Linked DNA regions of Mus musculus: regions 2, 3 and 4 are each linked to region 1. Evidence: chromatin loops called from intact Hi-C (ENCODE). Cell type or tissue: left cerebral cortex. All regions are shown on one strand.

Region 1 (5,000 bases):
GATGTGTGACTCCAAATGCGGGACCCACTCCAAATCAATAAAACAGTAACCACTGCCAAGAAATAAAGAAGTAGAGAAAGCAGAGACTGCCTTTCCAAAGACAAAATGCACTCCAACTCAGGAGAAGTCATGTTCAGTCTCACGATTAATAGTACTAAGTGATTCACTAAAAAATAATTAACACTTTCTGAAAAATCTCCCTTCAAATAAGTCTCTGATAGCACTGACTATATATGCTCTTGCATTCCTAAATTCTGGCTAAGCCATTCATTTCACCACTGTGTTAAAAAGTAATTAAATTAGTTTTGTTAACTGTAAGATATGTATATGCTCTTCCATTTCTCTAATGTCACAGAAAAAAATTAGAAAAGTTCACAGAGGAAAAGTTTCTCCTTTATATTCTGTAAATTCCTAAGAATCATGTCATGAGAACTTACAAGGTTAAAAAAAAAAACTGTGTGTTTATATTTATATTAGAGGCATGTAGTGGTTTAAATCTTGTTGCGTTATAAGTAATAAATAAGTGTTGTGTATTTGTTGAGCCGCATGTAGTCATTTTTTTTTACATGCTCATTTCCTTCAAAAGCAAGGAAGAATCCACTTTCCACAGACTCTTTGTATCTAAATATTTCTTAAAGATGCAGGTCATGGAAGCTTACATACAAGCAGGAGAGCTAACAGCCAAAACCAATATTTGACAAATGTGTGCAATCTTCTCTTTCCAAGGACCTTTACCCCAAAACTTGTTTCCTCTTAGACCACATAAGAGAACACTCTATTAGCCTTCTAACTCACCAAGTCTACATTCTCTCCTCTTCTCTCTCTCTCTCTCTCTCTCTCTCTCTCTCTCTCTCTCTCTCTCTCTCTCTCTCTCTCTCTTTCTCTCTCTCTCTCTCTCTCTCCTTTTTCAGTCCTTTGTCAACATTACAGTTCTTGGCCAAAGTACTAGGAATCAAGAGACCTTGGTCCCTGCTTTATCATTACTTATCTGTGTTACCTCTGGGAGTCCAGCGGCTTCTCTCTCTAACTGCGTTTCCCCCTGTAGTTAAAATAAACACACCGGGTTAGGGTTGGATGTTCCTAAAAGTCTTTTATGACTCCAAAGATTATCTAGTGGTCTGCTTTACCCCATAGCCACAAATTGCTTTCTGTAATATTCTGACACTATCACTACCAGTTCCACACAGTTGGGCAAAGCATAAACTCCGGGGCCACAGAAAGAGAGAAAAGAAAAATCAAGTGAACAGATCTATAGGCTCTTCTTCACCTGACTATCCTGGGAAGTTATTCTTTGGATCATATGTCTTTCTTTCTGGACTTCCCTCCTATTGTTACCATGACTGTGTAAGTTTTACCTTGCCTCTAGCATGTCCAGGGGTGAGGTGAGAGTACCAGTCATGAAGGTGATTTTTGAAAAATACCTGGAGACAGAGAGCATCCTCACATAGATAAAGAATTATTAATGCATTCATTATAGTGATGTCCACAAAATATAACCACCTCATATATTTGCATATAATCTCATATATTTGTAGAAATTTTAGAGATTCCTTACTGCTATGGCTACTTGTGTGATTTCAAGACATTTCTGAACCGGGTATGGTGGCGCACACCTTTAATCCCAGCACTCCGGAGGCAGAGACAGGCGGATTTCTGAGTTTGAGGCCAGCCTGGTTAACAGAGTGAGTTCTAGGACAGCCAGGGCTATACAGAGAAACCCTGTCTTGGGGGGGGGGGGGGGGAGACATTTCTGTTTCCTTTGACAAGAGTTTTTAAAAAAAGAAAAAGGGGGAAGGAAGGGAGGGAGGGAGGGAGGGAGGGAGGGAGAGAGAGAGAGAGAGAGAGAGAGAGAGAGAGAGAGAGAGAGAGAGAAAGAAAGAAAGAAAGAAAGAAAGAAAGAAAGAAAGAAAGAAAGAAAGAAGGGGCAAGCATAAACGAAATGTTTTAAAAGTACATGGTTCCTAGAAAGTCATGGGACAACTTGCTGAAAAAGCTAAGAGCTTGCTTATAGAGTGTCAGTCTGAAAATCCTTCGGACAAAGATCACTTAGGATTTTCACAGCTATTGGCTTGAACACCGGAGGATGACAGTGACGCATACATCATACTTCACAATGTTTTCTCTTGGAAAACTTGTTCCCTGTCCTGAAGGCTCAGGTCCAGCCATTTTGAGAGCTGGAATCCAGAAAGATTACTAAGATTATTTGGTAAGTACTATTAAGTGGAAAGATATAGATGCTCGCTTTCTGCTTCTGGCCCTTTGTATTCCTCTACTCTCTGAGGAGAAAAAAAGAGGGGCTTTTACTTTGAGATAGGATTTCTTATAGCCTGGGCTAACCTTAAGCTCACTTATATACCAAAGGATGATCAGTGCTGGCAAACAGCACCACATCTGATTTTAATGAGGTCCTTGTGATCAAACCCAGGGTCTTTTGCATCTTAGGCAAGCACACTACCAACTAAGCCATATCCCCAGCTCCAAGGTGGATATTTTATACCTAATTTACCCCAGACACTCTTCTAGGTATGTTTTTATATATGATAGCATTTAATAACTACCAGCCAATATCATGTATGACATTCCTTTTAAATGGTTTTAAGAAACATTGTTGACATTTGATACACAATCTGAGATCCAACTAAGTCCCTGTACCTGAAACACTGTGTGTGTGTGTGTGTGTGTGTGTGTGTGTGTGTGTGTGTGTGCACATACAGGTCAGGGATATTGTTTCTGGTTCTAGAACTATCCTTCCCCTGTGTGTGTTAACAAACCTGAATGAGGTCAAATTTGACACCGTGAAAATGTATGCAGTCCCACTGAACATATAAAATAAGCCAACCAAATTAAAACAAGCAGGTAAAATCCAATATCAAAAAGTGGTTTCATACATGGTGGGTCACTTCAGCAACAGGGAGTCCACTATATTGGCAAGTGCCCAGCTAAGGTGTACAGATGAGATGTCAGTGACAGAACACAGTACAAAGTCCCTTATGTGTTTGGTGTCACCGTGTAAGCTCTTTATATGACCTCATAACAGAATAAATAATGATTTTCATGATCAAAGGGACAAATTACTACATCTATAAAGGCTTGCTCTGCAGTGCCATCTACTGGAAGCAAATACTGACTTGCCTTAGAAAAATTTAAAATTAGTCTTTTTGTTATTGTTTGTTTGTTTGTTTGTTTGTAATAGAAAGAACATTGGCAAATACAGGCATCAGTAGTAAGGGAAGACGTGGGTCTGACTGGGTTTAATGTAAGATAGTGAGCCAACAACTCTGTGCATACAGAGCTGAAATAATCCTATCAAATCATGCATCCTTTTAAGTGTTAGGTGTATAAAGTACTCAGATGTTCTTTGAAAAGTAAAATTGTTTCCAATTTTCAAAATGAATCATTTAAACTAGTTCTTTGAGGGAGTACTATTTTATCAGCCATTTAAGAGGGTTTTGTTTTTTTTGTTTTGTTTTGTTTTTTTTAATATTTGTGATTATCATGTTAAGTTCTTGGAGGTGCCAACCTTGTGTTCATGTCTTGAAAGAACTCTTCCAAAGTTTCCTAAGCCAGTTTATTGAGGAGGTCAGTATTTATAGTTAGATCTGAAAACTCTCGAAGACCTGAAAACTAAAGACAAGGCTCCAGTTGTGACCCTGCAATAGTCACTTAGCATGCACCAGGCCCAGGGCTCAGGTCCCAGTACCTCAAACAGCCAGCAACAGCACACACTCACACCTACTCAGTCACGAACACTTACTGAAGACTCCCAATGTCCTAGACATTGTCCTGTGTCTACTTAAATTCCATTAAGGGGAAATCAACTGTAAGCAATCCCACAAGGTGCCACGTGGAGCTCACAAAATGGAAAAGAGAAAGCAGAGAAAGTAACAAGGCATTTTATATGGGAGAAGGCTCCGGAATTGAAACCTGGGACAAAGTGTGGTAGGAGCCGTGGCCACAGATGACCTGGGGCTATCTTGGCTGGTTTTTTTGAAAAGAAGAATTATATAAAAGTTGGATGGTATTTGTTCAAACATATGAGCATAAAGTGTTAATTTTACCAGCTGGATTAAGCAATGTTGAGGTTTACTCTATTGCTAGGTATTCTGATGCTAAAATTTTAATACGGGAAGATCTAGCGCTACAAATGGCTTCTTACGGTTGTAACATTCCGTTGTGCAAACCTTGTTCTCATTGGTTTAAAACTATTGGTTAAACAAAATTGGCTATAGCCAATCATCAGAGGGATTAGAGGTAGGTGGGTTTGGAGTGACCTGATTGGAGGAGGAGAGACCGGGAAAGAAGGAGGAAGAACATGGAAGAGAGGAGGAGGAAGCCGCCATTAGGGGAGAGGAACCATGAGCACATGGCCAGGAGAAACAGCAAGTATCTGGGATACAGCCCTTGGGAGGTAGCCAGGCCAGTAATTAAAAGAGTAATTAGAGGTGATTCCACCCTGGTAATTGTCAAAGCCAAATAAAGTAACCATATTCTGAATCTCACTTATTTGTACGCTACTCGGAGATAAGCTTAAACCGGCTATACTACAAAGCACTTTGTTCAGAAGACACATGAGAAACCACATATCACTCCTGTGTTCTTCCCTTCCCTTTGTCCCTTCCTTCCTTCTTGTTTTTATTTGTTTGCTTGCTTGCTTGTTTGTTTTGTTGTTGTTGTATTTGTTTTTTGAGCCCGGGTCTTACACAACCCAAGATGCGCGCTTATTATATTATATAGTCAACACTATCCCCCGCCTCCAGAACTTTACAAATGCTAGGCTTACAGATGTGGATCAGCACATCTGTTTTGTTGGGGCTTGAACCTAAAGTTTCCTGCACGGTAGGCAAGCAACTGAAATGCTCTTCCTTTTTAGCTGTATAATTAACTAAATTATCCAGAACCAAATAAAATCATAGAAAAACGTTGTTATGGAATCTACAAGTGGAAGAGTTTCATTAAATTCCCAAATTAAAATTTAATATTCAGTTCTATAAATGAGAGCA
Region 2 (5,000 bases), 690 kb before region 1:
GAAAGGCTCTCTGTCTTTCTCTGTGTCTGTCTGTCTCTCTGTGTAATTATTATTTTTAATTTAAAAATTTTAAGTAGAGTCTCATGTAGTCTCAAAGTTGGTATACAGTTGAGGACGCACTTGAACTTCTGCTTCTGCCTCCTAACTGCAGACTGCAGGTGCTTCTGCCTCCTAACTGCAGACTGCAGGTGCTTCTGCCTCCTAACTGCAGACTGCAGGTGCTTCTGCCTCCTAACTGCAGACTGCAGGTGCTTCCTCCTCCTAACTGCAGACTGCACGTGCTTCCGCCTCCTAACTGCACACTGCAGGTGCTTCTGCCTCCTAACTGCAGACTGCAGGTGCTTCCGCCTCCTAACTGCACACTGCAGGTGCTTCCGCCTCCTAACTGCAGACTGCAGGTGCTTCCGCCTCCTAACTGCAGACTGCAGGTGCTTCTGCCTCCTAACTGCAGACTGCAGGTGCTTCTGCCTCCTAACTGCAGACTGCAGGTGCTTCTGCCTCCTAACTGCAGACTGCAGGTGCTTCTGCCTCCTAACTGCAGACTGCAGGTGGAACCACTGTGCCCAGCTTATATGCTCCTAAGGATTTACCTAGTTGAGGGCCTCGTGCATTTTAGGCTGAGCTGCATCATCAGCGTTCCATAGCTGTGTTAGCCAAGATTATAGCCCAATGCCACAGGTGGCTATTGAGCACTTGAAATATGCTGTAAGCCACTGCGAAGCTGAAGTTTGTTTGTTTGTTGTGATAAGACCTCACTTTGTAGTTCAGGCTAGCCTGGAACTCACTATGTTGCTCAGGTTGGGCCCAAAACAAGTAGCTCCAGATTCCTGAGTGCTAGGGTTATAGGCATGACCGACTCCAGAGTTTAGTTTAATTTTGATCAGTTTAAAATTAGGCAACTGTATGTGGTGAAGGGCTACCATATTAGATGATACAGTTTAACCAAGGACTTAACTCCAAAATTGATTGCATTCTTTGAAAGTCCTGCCATTTGAAGAAAGTTACCAATCTTTCCGACCAAGAGGGAGAAAGAACAGTTGAACCAGGCTAGGGTGAATATGTCCGTTCATCTCCCTGCTGGAAGCACTCTTTTCTTTAGAGAGACAATGACACCTTGGTGACACACGCAGCTTATAGACATTTTCTGTTTCATGGTATTCTTCTGCTGTGCACACTTTAAGTAATAGAGCTGGATCTAAGCTTTTCAGGTGGAGCAACCTGCAGAGCTGTGTTAGCAGTAATTGGGTGAGGCATTTAGAGACAGTAAGGGAAATGGAAAAACAAAAGTAATTTGGCATTTGATTTGGGACAGCCGCGCGTGCGTGCGTGTGTGTGTGTGTGTGTGTGTGTGTGTGTGTGTGTGTGTGATTTTTCTCAAAAGAAAACCACCATTCAACAGCAGCAACAGTAACAATAACAACAAAGAAGCCCCCAATAATCTAATGTATCAATGCATCCTTTTTAAATATAAAAAAATTAATTTTTAAAGTAAATATGATGTGTATGTAACACCTGTTTCTCAGGAGGCTAAAAGTGGGAAGTTTTAAAGGATTAATTATTTTTAAATTTGTACGTGTGCAGCTGTGTGCACGTGAGTGCAGGCGTCTGCAGAGCTGACCAAAGCCGAAGTTACAGGTGGCTGTGAACCACGTGAGTACTGGAAATCAAACTTGGGTCCGGTGTAAGAGCCATATATACCCTAGTCACTGAGACACCTCTCCCTCACCTAAAATTGGTGACTTTAATGTTTTAAAGAAAAGTCACTCATCCAAGTTTCTCTTCAAGATGAAGGTACTTTTGAAGTGCTGAATGATAAACACCATAAATAATATTATAAATAAAAAGCAATATAACTAATGTGAAGGCCTATCAGAGACAGACCAAGGAGAAATTGGTAGATCCACCTGCATTTCTGATACAGAGACTGTCACTCTGATAAAAATAAGAGCCCATCAGAACCCAGTTCTCCCTTTCAGAGCCAAGTTCTCCCCATCAGAGTCCAGTGCTCCCCATCAGAGCCCAGTGCTCCCCATCAGAGCCCAGTGCTCCCCATCAGAGCCCAGTTCTCCCCATCAGAGCCCAGTTCTCCCCATCAGAGCCCAGTGCTCCCCATCAGAGCCCAGTTCTCCCCATCAGAGCCCAGTTCTCCCCATCAGAGCCCGGTGCTCCCCATCAGAGCCCGGTGCTCCCCATCAGAGCCCAGTGCTCCCCATCAGAGCCCAGTGCTCCCATCAGAGCCCAGTGCTCCCCATCAGAGCCCAGTGCTCCCCATCAGAGCCCAGTGCTCCCTATCAGAGCCCAGTGCTCCCCATCAGAGCCCAGTGCTCCCCATCAGAGCCCAGTGCTTCCCATCAGAGCCCAGTGCTCCCTATCAGAGCCCAGTGCTCTCCATCAGAGCCCAGTGCTCCCTATCAGAGCTCACTATTCTCTATCAGCTCTATCAGTGCCCAGTATTCCCTATAAGAGCCTATCAGAGCCCAGTATTTCCTCAGGTTTCCTTAGGGAGTTGTCAGTAACTCAATAAAAGCCATTACTTAGGACTGGAAACCGATTTGAGGCAGTTTGTATGGAAGGCAGGAGACAAAGAAGGCTTATTGCATTGCGTTGTATTGATTTAATTTTATTCCATTACATACTGAAATGGTTGGTTTTAAGGAAACAGTCACATTCTTTTCTCTTTTACTGAGTGTTTCGTGTGAGCCAAGATTCTCTGGAACAGATCAAATTTTAGAATTCAGACTTCTTCTCTCAGAGTGGCATGATCCCTCCATGAATAAAAGGAAAGAAATTAGACCGAAGCCAAGGTACCCGTTTCCTCCTAGGGCGTCGTTGCTAGTCTCTGACACAAGAGGGCAGCAGAAATTAATTCAAGATTCCTGCCTTGTGTTACTAGGGCCATCCGCACATAGCCTTAAGGCAAAGCGCAAAAACACAATAATAGTTTAACACTCTCATTATGAAGCCATTTACTCTTATTATATCAATGGTGAGAAAACTCAATATACACGTTTATGAAGCCATGGGGAGAGGACAGAAATCAAGATACATGAACGCAGAGCCCCACAAATCACACAACTCGAAAACACGCTATTTGATACTTTAGAATGGGAAATCAAGTGATTTTGGAATCAACCAGGCTCAAGCTGATGTTCATGGGGTAACCTTGGCTATGCCGCTTAACCTCAGCTGAATTGGAATTGTATGTTTGTCTGTACCCCAGAATCTTTGCAAGACTCACCCAAGTTAACACGTGCGAGATCATTTATCTCCGGCTCTGACTTCCATGTCCCCTTATTTTCTAAATGGAGATATCCCAAGAGATGTGGAGAATGGTCAATTCTCTCCTCGAAACTGCGTTATCAGGGAAGATAAATCAGTACAAAAGAGATCGGGGATGGGTGGGTGGTTGGCACATCCTCCTGGAGAGATGCACCATTGGTCTCCTGAAAGGCTGTCACTGGAGTGCTTCTTGAGTGTTGCTCCATTGTGCCCCCAGCGCGGTTTGCACCTCTGAAGAGCTTGGTCCCAGGCTATGTTCTGTTTTCTAATTTTTGTTTTGTTTTGTTCTTTTTTTATTCATTTTCACCAGAAATCATTTACTCTCCTAAAATTGCTTCCCTTGCCCCATGAAGTGGGAGATCTGTCACAGTCATCTGGCCCTTCTTCGAGTTTTGTGTCTTGTGGGGTTCCTGTGTTCATGTGTAGTATGAAGAGGGGCTCCTGCGTTCATGTGTATGTTAGTGTACATCACAAGGAGTCTGCTTTTCTCCTCTTACTCTGACCAGGGAGAGTTTGCCTCAAGAACGCCAACTGATAAACCTCCAGGTGACAGACTGCTTCCTTCACCGTATGGCATCTTTGTTGAAGATCAGCTGACGAGAGCCATAGGAATTTATTTCTGTGCTTTTTATGCTCTTCCACTGTTGTATGTGCCCATTTTTATGCCGGTGACATACTGTTGTTGACAATGTAGCTTTGTAATGTTTTTGTAATGTACGTTAAAATTAGGAAGTGTGGCGCTTCTTGGTCTCGTGTATCTCAAGCTACCCTGAAGGTAGCTTTGCAGTGACAGTTGAGCTTGAACTTCCCGTGGCTCTTCCTCCAGGGTGCTGGGGATGACAGACTGGTGCCACTAGCCACATACCTGCTTTATGAGGTACTGGGCTTTGAGCATGCTAGGCAAACAGTAACAAATGACCTACATTCACAGCCCCTAGTTAGTTCTTCTTGAGCAAGACTTCTTTGTCTATTTGGGGTCTTCTGTAGGTCCATATTTTAGAATTTTAGAGTCAATCTCTTTTTGTCTGTAAACATATAATTGGTAATTTTGTTAGAAATTGTATTAAATTTGTAGGACTTTGAGGATAGCACGGACATCTAAACAATATTAATTATTCTAATCTTTAATGGCATGATATATCTGTCTTCTGTGATTTCCTTTATCAACATTTTACAATATTCAAGTCTATGAGTCTTCTACCTTTCTGGTTAAGTTTTTCCTAGTCTTTGTTGATACTGGAATTGCATTTTAAAATGTTCCCTTTCAGTATTTTATTATTTATGTGGAGAGATGAAACTATTTTGCATGATATATATATATTTTTTTTACTATAACTTACTAAATGTAGTAGTTCTAAGTTTCTTGGCTGAATCTCTAGAATTTTCTATGTGCATGATTCTGTCATCAGAAACAGTTGTACCTTTTTCTCTGAATTGGGTGTTTTAAATTTATTTGTTTATTTATTTTTCTTGTTTAGTTGTTCTTGCCAGGCCTTCTGGTATTATGTGGAAGAAAAATGGTTAGAATGGGAATGTGTGTATTCTGAGGGGTTTTGTGTTGACTATAATGTTATCTCTGTGTTATTCCACACAGTCTATATGGAGTTAAGAGCCTTCTCTGCCTATGTTGTTAAGAGTTTTATTTATTTATTTAAAGATTTATTTAAAGATTTATTATTATATGTAAGTACACTGTAGCTATCTTCAGACACACCAGAAGA
Region 3 (5,000 bases), 930 kb before region 1:
CTGGATCCTATCCTCCCTCCCGACTCCCTCCTCAGAACACATGGTCTTGTGAAAAGGGAGATGAATTTCTGTTTAAGAGCAGCACTTTCCCATCCTTTTCAAACACAAGGACCGGATGTCCTGGATAAATAAATGGGGGAGAAAGGGAGCTTGCTTTTCACTTTGACACCAGGCAACTGGACAGCTGCAACCCAGCTGTAACTCCTGACAGAGCACAGCCTCTCCTGACATGTGGTTGTTCAGCGGACTATGTGTGCCCAAGAGGCACAAGTTTTCTTTTTAACCAATGTCAGAAATCACAAAAGCTTCCAAGTGACTTTCAGACCATTTTGCCTGGAGTCCTTCTCCACTTTTAGCCTTTAGTGCCTTCATCTCTGATCTATCCCACTAGTTCATCACTTATCCTTATGGGATGCCTTTCTCCTGCTACTGATACTATGCATAAATGTTTATTTTTGTTTTTGTATTTGCGTGGCATTTAATCTTATATTTAGTTTTGTTTTTACATTTATTCATTTATTTACTTATTTGTTGCACGTGACTCAATTCTCTCCATCCACCATTTGATCCCTGGTTATTAATCTCAAGTCACTAGGCTCTGGGGAGACTGCCTCTACCTGCTGAGCCATGCCAACCCTACATAAAACCCTTCTGCTTTTAAGTTTTCCTTTTATGAGTGTACAAGTATGTGTGTATATATGTGGTTTGTGCATACATGTGGTGTGTGCATAATATGTGCACACCAGAGGTTAACCTTCCGTGTTCTTTTTCAGGTGTCTCCATCCTGGTTTTATTTACTTAAAAAAAACAAACCCTTTTATCACTAAGTTTTATTTTATGTGTTTGAGTGTTTGATTTGCATGTATGTCTGTTTACCACATGTGTGCCTGGTGCCTGTGAAGGTCAGAAGAAGGTGGCAGATCCCTGGAACTGGAGCTAGACAGTTGTGAGTCACCATTATGGTGCTGGGAACTGAATCTCAGGTCCTCTGCAAGAGGGTGCCCTTAACCCCCGAGAGCATCTCTCCAATGCCTTTTTTTTTTTTTTTTTTTTTTTTTTTTTTTTTGCGGCACTAGGCCTAGTGCTTATCAGTCCCTGCTAGGCCCTCTGGCCAGCAAGCCCCTGTTTCCACGTTCCCCAGCTTTAGGATTTGAAGTGTGTAGCACCTCACCTGGCTATTTTTTATTTTTTAAGATTTATTTATTTATTATATGTAAGTACACCGTAGCTGTCTTCAGACACTCCAGAAGAGGGATTGAACTCAGGACCTTCGGAAGAGCAGTCGGTGCTCTTAACCGCTGAGCCATCTCTCCAGCCCTCACCTGGCTATTTTTTTAAGTTTTTAGTTGTTTGGAATGAAGAAAGGTTCCTTCCTTCCTTCCTGCTATTCACACCTCTGGACCAGCCAGCTTGATTGGTCCCTTGCTCGGCGCCTGCATACCCGCTCCTCCCATTCCTCCACACCGGCCACCATGATTGGTTCCTGAGAGCGCCCACCCTCGGGATGAAACTTTTTGCCTTTGGGATCTATAATTCACGCAGCAGCGGTCGTGAGGTATCAATTCTCTTGCCCTTTCATTGTGGCGTGGGTGTCTGTTACACATTCTCCATTTCCGTTTTTTAGAAGTGACCCTTTCCTCTTTCTCAATCCTTAGCTTGGCAACTAGCCCGTCCCCTCCCCCAGCTTTCCTCCATAAGTTACTCCTGGTTCTGCCTGCCTGCCTGTCTCTACTTTACCTATTCCTGGCAACGTCCCAGACCCTGAGGGGGACCGCGAATTTGGAAGGCACAGTGGGAAGGCTGGCTATGGAACATCCACAGTGTTGGGGCATTGCAAATAACTTCGGGCCCCGTCTGATGACTTCTCTGACTGACAGGCTCCTGATGGCCGGAAGAACAAGGGTCTTCATTTCTCTTTTTCCAGAAAGTTCTGTTGGTCTTGGTACCTCAAGATAGCTGTCATGCTAGAGACTGAGTGATAAACCCCTCAAAAGTCATATATTGAAGTCCTGACTCTAGTGTGACTGCGGAGAGGGACTTTGTGGAACTGGTGAAGGTTAGATGAGGCCACGGGGCTGGAGCTCTAACCTCCTTAGATTAGTGTCCTTAAAAATAAGCTGGGCAGTGGTGGCGCACGCCTTTAATTCCAGCACTCGGGAGGCAGAGGCAGGCAGATCTCTGAGTTCAAGGGCAGCCTGGTCTACAGAGTGAGTTCTAGGACAGCCAGGGCTACACAGAGAAACTTTGTCTCGAAACAAACAAACAAACAAAAAACAAAAACAAACAAGAAAAAAAGAATGAGTTGGTCGTGGCCACTCAAGGCCTTTAATCCCAGTACTCTCGGATCAGAGGCATGGGGGTCTGAGTTCAAGGCCAGCCTGGTTTACAGAGCAAGTTCCAGGAACAGCCAGGGCTACACAGAGAAAACTTGTTTTAAAAAACCCAAATAAGAAAGAGAGAGAGAGAGAGAGAGAGAGAGAGAGAGAGAGAGAGAGAGGAAGAAAGAAAGAAAGAAAGAAAAAAAGAAAGGAAGGAAGGAAGGAAGGAAGGAAGGAAGGAAGGAAAGAGAGAGACCCTAGAGTCTTTTCTCAGCTCACTCCTCCAGATAGAGCAAGATCTCTCTACGAAGAGAGCCAGGACCAAGAACTGACCCTGATGGACCTTAATCTTGGATGTGTAACCTCCAGAATGGTAAGAAATAATTGTCTGCTGTGTAAGATGCATCTGTGTATTCCAGTGTGCAATAAGTCCAGCTTGCTGGAGGCAGGGGGATCTGATCTGTGTGCACTTTGCCATCTGACAGCGTGCCAAGCAGTTAAGAAATGGTGAGAAAGAAATTGTCTGATTAGTCTGGGTATGTTTTGTTATGGCATCTGTAGCTGACATGTTCAATTCACTTTGAGCTCTTCACAGAGCCAAGTGTGAAGAAAAACGTTCTGACTGTCATGAAATTTGAACTTGCCTTTACGTAAAGTGAGACTGTGTGCATTTAAACCCCACTAGCTTCTTTTTGCCTCTGTCATCTTTAAAAAAAAAAAAAAACAACAACAACTAGTTTTTAAATTAGCTTTTATTCTATGTGTGTTTTGTTTGCTCATTAAAAGTGAATCTAATTGGCCATTCAGGGAGTTTTCTGGGCTCGGTGCTTGCTTGGCTCATAGTCAGAAGGTGCAAGCTGGATTCTAAATACCTACTTCTATTAACCTCGGGCCGAGTTTCCTATGAGGCTTTGTCACTGCCTCTCTGATTCGAGGTCCTGATTCTCAGGGAGAGCTCTGGAGTCGCTTCCAAATGTCTAATACCTCAGACAAGTTGTCACTTGCCTTAGAGACATGGAAGTACAAAGTCTTTTCGATTTAATCCTAAATAGTTCTTCACAAGGGGGAAAAAAGCCAAGTAGTGAGAAAGATGAGTCTTGGAATCTCTTGCTTTTTTCCTTCTTTTCTTTCCCTTTCTTTCCTTCTTTCCTTCTCTCTCTCCTTGCTTTGGTACTGAGAGGGAAAACTAGAACCTTTGTATGCTTAAAACAAAACAAAAAAACAAGAACCCTGTCACTGAACTGTATCCCATCCATTGAAATGCTTTCAAAATTTTGATTTAAAATTCATTAATAGGGGCTGGAGAGATGTCTCATTGGTTAATAATGCATAATGAACTCAGGCTGTCTATAAGTATATATGTATATGTGTATGTGTGTATATGATATATATGTATACTAACACGTGTGCTTGTTATTACATGTATTATAATACTATATCACTACGGGCCTGAGCAGAGACCCAAGAGTTGAAAGGGTAGAGAACTAGGTCGCAGATGACCTCAGTGTGACTGTAAACCCTCCTCCACAGGCCAGAACTCTGACAGAGGTGGGTGGCAGGCTTGCATGCACAAGGAGTCTGACAGGCTGACTGGGGCCTCGGGCTCCATGCTTTCAGCTTCTCGATGAGAAGATGTTTGTGACCTAAGAGGGTTGTCTTTCACTGGAGAGAACAGAGATGTCTGCATCCTGCTGAAGGTTCAAACAGGGATGGAGGACGCACTGGCCAAAGAGGTATTGCATATAGGAAACAAAGGATGCAGTAAGCCATGTACTGGGATTGCTTAAAGAGCCAGAGTCACCAAGCCTGCCTTGACATTTCTCTTAAAAGTGATGGAAAGAGGATTTGCTTTACTTCCTTCCTCTTGCCGTCACTTAAAAAAATTACTTATATATTTTATTTACATGAGTACACTGTAGCTGTCTTCAAACGTAACAGTAGAGGCATCGGATCTCATTGCAGATGGTTGTGAGCCGCCATGTGGTTGGTGGGAATTGAACTCACGACCTCTAGAAGAGCTGTCATTGCTCTTAAACACTGAGCCATCTCTGCAGCCTTGTCTTCCTAATGCTGGGGGACACTTCAGGGCGGCGCTCGCCCCGTGAGCCACGCGCGCCCCAGGCTTTGGCTTCAGGTCTTACCTTCACTAGAAGGTCCTTGGCCTCCCTTTCGAGCCACCTCGGGTAGAAGGGGTTGTCCATGCGGATGGAGTGGAACAGCTCCTCCTCGTCCTGCCCGTGGAAGGGGGACTGGCCAATCAGCATCTCATAAACGAGCACCCCGAAGGACCACCAGTCGACGGAATGGTTGTACTTCTGACCCAGCAAGATCTGCACGGCGAAGGCAGAGAGAGCATCATTAGTACGTACGTCTGACGAAAGCAGAGCATCATCAGTACGTACGTACATCTGACGACTGATAACACAGAGCATCATCAGTACGTACGCCTGACGACTGATCACGCTTCCAAGGCTGAAGGTAAATAAATGACTGGCTGTCGTGATCTACAGGCTCGACTGAGGACGCTATCTTCTGGCAAGCGCCGGTTCGAAATGGCTCCGCCATGACCAAGTTTCTGCCTGTAAGTAAACACTTCAGAGTCTCACTTTGCATTTTTCTCATTGGCGTTGAGTGCAATGACTGAAGCAAGCCTGTAGCTTTTATTTTCCCATCTGTGCTATG
Region 4 (5,000 bases), 950 kb before region 1:
ATTACTACATTGTTAGCAGCAGGCAGGAATGGGAAAAAAACCCTGAATGCCCATTAGCAAAGGAATGACTGCAAAACTATAATTATTTACTGTAGGCTAGCCAGGCATAAAAATAAACAAATTAGAAATTTACCAGATGACTTGGAGAGATTTCCATGAGGAGCTGAAAAATGTGCGTATGAGCAGAGCAATTTCATGACCGTCAAACAAAGAGGGCTCCAAGCATTGTATGCATGTATGTGCGTATGTATGTATGTATGTATGTATGTATGTATGTATGTATGTATGTGTCTTAGTCAGGGTTTCTATTCCTGCACAAACATCATGACCAAGAAGCACTTGGGGCGGAAAGGGTTTATTCGGCTTACACTTCCATACTGCTGTTCATCACCAAGGAAGTCAGGACTGGAACTCAAGCAGGTCAGGAAGCAGGAGCTGATGCAGAGGCCATAGAGGGATGTTCTTTACTGGCTTGCTTCCCCTGGCTTGCTCAGCCTGCTCTCTTATAGAACTAAGATTACCAGCCCAGAGATGGTCCCACCCACAAGGGGCCTTTCTCCCTTGATCACTAATTGAGAAAATGCCTTACAGTTGGATCTCATGGAGGCATTTCCTCAACTGAAGCTCCTTTCTCTGTGATAATTCCAGGTTGTGTCAAGTTGACACATAGAACCAGCCAGTACAGTATGTATGTATGTATGTATGTATGTATGTATGTATGGCACACATGCACGAACCAGGAATCAGTGTTGAGTGTTGTCCTCAACTTCTCTATGCCTTTCATTTTGGGGCAGAGCATCTCAATGAACCTGGGGCTCACTAAGTCAGCAAGACTGTCTACCCAGTGAGCCCCAGCGATCATTGGGCCTTCACTTCAGTTCTGGGACTACAGATGTGTACCTCCCTGCATGGGCTTTTTAAAAATGTGGATCCTGGTGATTGACTTGAGGTCCTTATACCTGTGCGGTAAGATTAGACTTTACCACCTGAGCAACCTCCACATCCATGGAATATTTGGCCTGTATGTTGGCTGGCCTGCTGGCCTGATACTTCAAGCATCTCACAGCTTCAGTCCATTCAAACTTTATTCTCCCATGTCACTGTTCACTTTTTGACAAAGTCCAGGTTGGCTTCTATCTCCGTCACTCAGAAAAATGTCTGTGCTCACTCACCAATAATCTCAGACAGTTGCCGCCTTTCAATGTTTAGCCCAATAACTCTAAACAGTGAAGAATTCTGTTTTTCACTCTGCTGACACCATGTGCTTCTGGCTTTCCTTGAATAATCCTCTTTGGTTGTTTCCTTCCTTCCTTCCTTCCTTCCTTCCTTCCTTCCTTCCTTCCTTCCTTCCTTCCTTCCTTCTGTGTACACACACACATGTGCATGTGGGGACATCTGGTATTGTTCCATAGGTTCTGTCTATCTTTAATTCTTTGAGGCAGGGTCTCCCACTAGCTTCAACTCTCCAGACAGTCTAGGCTGATTGGCCAGTGAGTCTCAGGGATTCATCTCTCTCTGCTGGGATTACGTGTGCACCCCACCACACCCAGCTGGAAATTATTTGTTATGTGTGTGGATGTCTTATCGGCACGTGTCCGTGCACCCCTGGGTGTTGTGTGCTCTTAGAGGACAGAAGAGGGACCATGACCTGAAGCGGATTCTAGACAGTTGTTGGCTGCCATGTGGCTGCTAGGAACCAAACCTGGGTCATTTGGAAGAAGAGCCAGGGATTCCAGTCACACCATGTTTCTCCACACAACCCCATTTTCTTTAAGGTGGGGCCTGGGGTCAAACATAGGTTTTTGTGCTCTCGGGGAAAGCAGCGTATCAACAGCACTATCTCTGTAGTCGCTTGTTACTTTCTTGACCTCTAAACTAAGTAATCTGTGCTCAAGTCTTTTTTGTTTTTCTGTAGGAAACGCATTTCCAGAAAGCTGAAGAGCATTCAGTTCCTTCCTGGCAGACACTAGAGGTCGCTACTGAACCACAAAGCACAAGGCCCGTCAGTGGAACCCTTATGCAAAGGCATCGCCCATGACAAGAATGATGGCCTTATATTCGGAGGGGTGGGAAGGGAGTGAGCTGTGGAGAAAAACTACAGTTTTAGAAGAAACTTGAGCAGTTTCTACTTTCTGAGGGTGGCTGTCACCTGCGGGTGTTTCGAAATATCAACCTGAAATCTGAACAAACACCCAGGGACTTGAGAGTTTCCACTTGGTTTTCAGATTTTTATCTTTGGTAGAACATCCTAAGCTTCTCACAGCCCGAAGCAGTGGAAACACAACAAAACAAAATTCAGCAAAGATAGACTATGTGGCGGTGGCTACACATCCTGCAGAGAAATTATCTTCCCTCTGGATTTCATTTTGGTAGTTCAGAATTAGACTTGCGGTAACTGAGTGATTGTTCTCAGTTGGAATATATGCAATTTAAGGTTACTCTGGGACTGAGAAGGCGACTTCACTGAGAAAGCATTGGAACCTGAGTGCGGTCTCCAGTGCCTGTGTAAAAAGCCAGACATGGCGACATGTGTTTGTAATCGCAGTGGTGTCAAGGCAGGAGGCAGGCACATTAGACCCTGGAACTCCTGGTCCAGTGTCTTAGTCAGGGTTCTCTAGAGTCACAGAACTTATGGATAGTGTCTATATATTAAGGGGATTTGTTATGATGACTTAGAGTCTGTAGTCCAACTCCCCAACAATGGTCAGCTGTGAATGGGGAGTCCAAGGATCTAGTAGTTGCTCAGTCCCACAAAGCTAGCAGATCCAACAGATGTGTTGGCAAGTCAATGCAAGTAGGCGAAGAAGAGTGAATCTTCCCTCTTTCAGTGTCCTTATGTAGGTCTCCAGCAGAAGGTGTGGCCCAGATTAAAGGTGAGTGTCACCAGACCTGGATCTGGGACTTCTTTTGTTTCAGGATGACCTTGAACTCAGAGATCTCCTTGCCTTAGTCTCCTGGGATTCATAGCCACTATGCCTCAAGATCTCCATGCTAAGATCCAGGTCAGAAACTTGTATCTCTCAGCCTTCCAATTCTGGATTGTAGCTCATTCCAGATATACTCTAGTTGACAACCAGGAGTAACCATTACACCCAGCTAGCCTAGTCTGCTTGGTGAAGTTCCAGGCCAAATGAGAGAAGAGACCTCGTGTCAAACAAAAAGTACCAAATGCCCGAGAAATATCACCTAAGGTTGTTCTCTGATGTCCACATAAGCACACACATGTGCACTCCATCCACTTTCCCACCCCCATCCCCACCCTCACCCCCTGCACAACACAATTCTAGTTTCTCAGTGCATTGTCAGTCTCTTGATCCATTCATGCTTGTTCTGACCTCTTCCCTGGTGCTTGGTTAAGTCCTTGAACTTCCTCTGACACCTCAGCTGGACATGAAGTGGCCAGATGAATGGCCAGGTGAGCAACTAGGACTCTTGGTCGAGGAGGAAGTGACCATTTCTGGTACTTGGAGTTCTTCCTGTTCTCACCCCACACTCCTTGCCTGTCTAGTGTCAGGGAATTTGAGGGTCCTTTGTACTATCACTTAAGTGCCTGACTTCTTGTCCCTGACCTCTTTTTCAGGACCTTCACTGGCTCCCAGACAGCTGTTTTCATGTGGTATGAGGCCCCTATGTTTCTTCCAAATTTGTCTGTTCTGAAAGCATATCAGGCAGCCAGAGCCATTTCTCAAAGAACAAGGTCCTTGCTTTTTACGTCGATTATGCATTGTTTACATTTAAGACACTACCAGAAAAACTATGTTTCAACTAACAATCAAGACACCCCTGCCTCCCCCCTTCCCCCACCAAGTCAGGGTCACAGGCTGGTCTAATCTGGGCAAGCCTTCAGTTGAGACTCCCTTCTCAGATGACCCTAGGCTGTTTGTCATTGACAGTTCAAGCTAATCAGGACATTTAGACACTGTGAGGACCTGTGTTCTCCTCTGAGCCACAGGTCACCCCGTTCCCCTCAGACAAGGCAGGAGCAGAGCAAAGATGATGCCTTCTTTGTTTCTGTTCTTTTTTTTTTTTTTTAATCTTCCTTTCTTGCCAGCAACTCCCACTTCCTGCCACTATTAACACAACCCTCTCTGCCCTCATCCAATCCCTGGAATGGAGGTCAGGAGGACCCAGGACTTTCCATCTGAACTCTCACGGCTACTTACAGAATCACAGAGGTTAGCGGGAAGATTGAAGATAAATGAGTTAATTCTTCATGTGAAAACCTTTAAATGCCTCTGATAAAGGAGTTATGGTTTAGTGTTGATTTAGATCCAAGGAACTTTTAGCCTCCCACGGATTTAAGTTATCTATTACCTACCTATCACGTATGTATGTATGTATGTATGTATGTATGTATGTATGTATGTATGTATGTATGTATACAATGCATGTATCTGTCTATCATCTATCTATCTATCTATCTATCTATCTATCTATCTATCTATCTATCTATCTATCTGCCTATCTATCTATCTGCCTATCTATCTATCTGCCTGTCTATTTATCTATCTATCCATCTATCTGTCTGTCTGTCTGTCTGTCTGTCTGTCTGTCTGTCTGCCTGCCTGCCTGCCTGCCTGCCTGCCTGCCTGCCTGCCTGCCTGCCTGCCTGCCTATCTATCTATCTATCTATCTATCTATCTATCTATCTATCTATCTATCCATCTATCCATCTATTTATCCATCATCTGCCTATTATCTATCTATCTATCTGCCTGTCTATCATCTTATCTATCTATCTATCTATCTATCTATCTATCTATCTATCTATCTATCTATCACCTATCCATCTAGCTGTCTTCTTTCATCCACAGAGGTTTCTTGACTCAGGTTAGCAATATGTTTTAGTAACCCCAGTGTAGGCTGAAAAGCTGCATTTGAACCCCCAACTGTGGCCTGGAGAGCAAAGTCAGTGGTTAGGAACACTTGCAGCTGTTGCAACAGAACTTGAGTTCAGTTCCCAGCATCCACACCAAGTGGCTCAAAACCACCTGCAACTC

Evidence for each region. Peaks named below come from ENCODE experiments on the same cell type or tissue, not always from the same donor. Only the 100,000 strongest peaks of a DNase experiment are listed, where the experiment ranks them.
Region 2: it touches region 1 in a loop (7-fold over the local background); 13 of 42 quality-filtered maps call a loop at or near these places.
Region 3: it touches region 1 in a loop (5-fold over the local background); 2 of 42 quality-filtered maps call a loop at or near these places.
Region 4: it touches region 1 in a loop (3-fold over the local background); 2 of 42 quality-filtered maps call a loop at or near these places.

What each region holds. Positions count from the first base shown.
Region 1 is chr2:10,364,537-10,369,536 of GRCm38, reverse strand. It overlaps Gm13261 (a long non-coding RNA gene), which reads left to right and starts at 4,414. Exons shown (of 4, transcript XR_001783229.2): 1 at 4,414-4,442. RefSeq lists a cis regulatory region at 4,160-4,431. In left cerebral cortex, a CTCF peak has its summit at 3,101 (motif pointing left); a DNase peak (open chromatin) is centred at 3,018.
Region 2 is chr2:11,057,726-11,062,725 of GRCm38, reverse strand. It overlaps Gm13264 (a long non-coding RNA gene), which reads right to left. Exons shown (of 4, transcript XR_374005.3): 4 at 2,597-4,304. Among named protein-coding and RNA genes, the nearest start is that of Gm13264, 23 kb to the right of the region's middle. In left cerebral cortex, CTCF peaks have their summits at 2,638 and 2,843 (motif pointing right); a DNase peak (open chromatin) is centred at 2,846.
Region 3 is chr2:11,290,037-11,295,036 of GRCm38, reverse strand. It overlaps Prkcq (protein kinase C, theta), which reads right to left. Exons shown (of 18, transcript NM_008859.2): 16 at 4,460-4,648. Among named protein-coding and RNA genes, the nearest start is that of Gm13293, 47 kb to the left of the region's middle. In left cerebral cortex, no CTCF peak of the experiment used is centred here; no DNase peak of the experiment used is centred here.
Region 4 is chr2:11,317,442-11,322,441 of GRCm38, reverse strand. No RefSeq gene overlaps it. Among named protein-coding and RNA genes, the nearest start is that of Gm13293, 20 kb to the left of the region's middle. In left cerebral cortex, a CTCF peak has its summit at 1,964 (motif pointing right); a DNase peak (open chromatin) is centred at 1,983.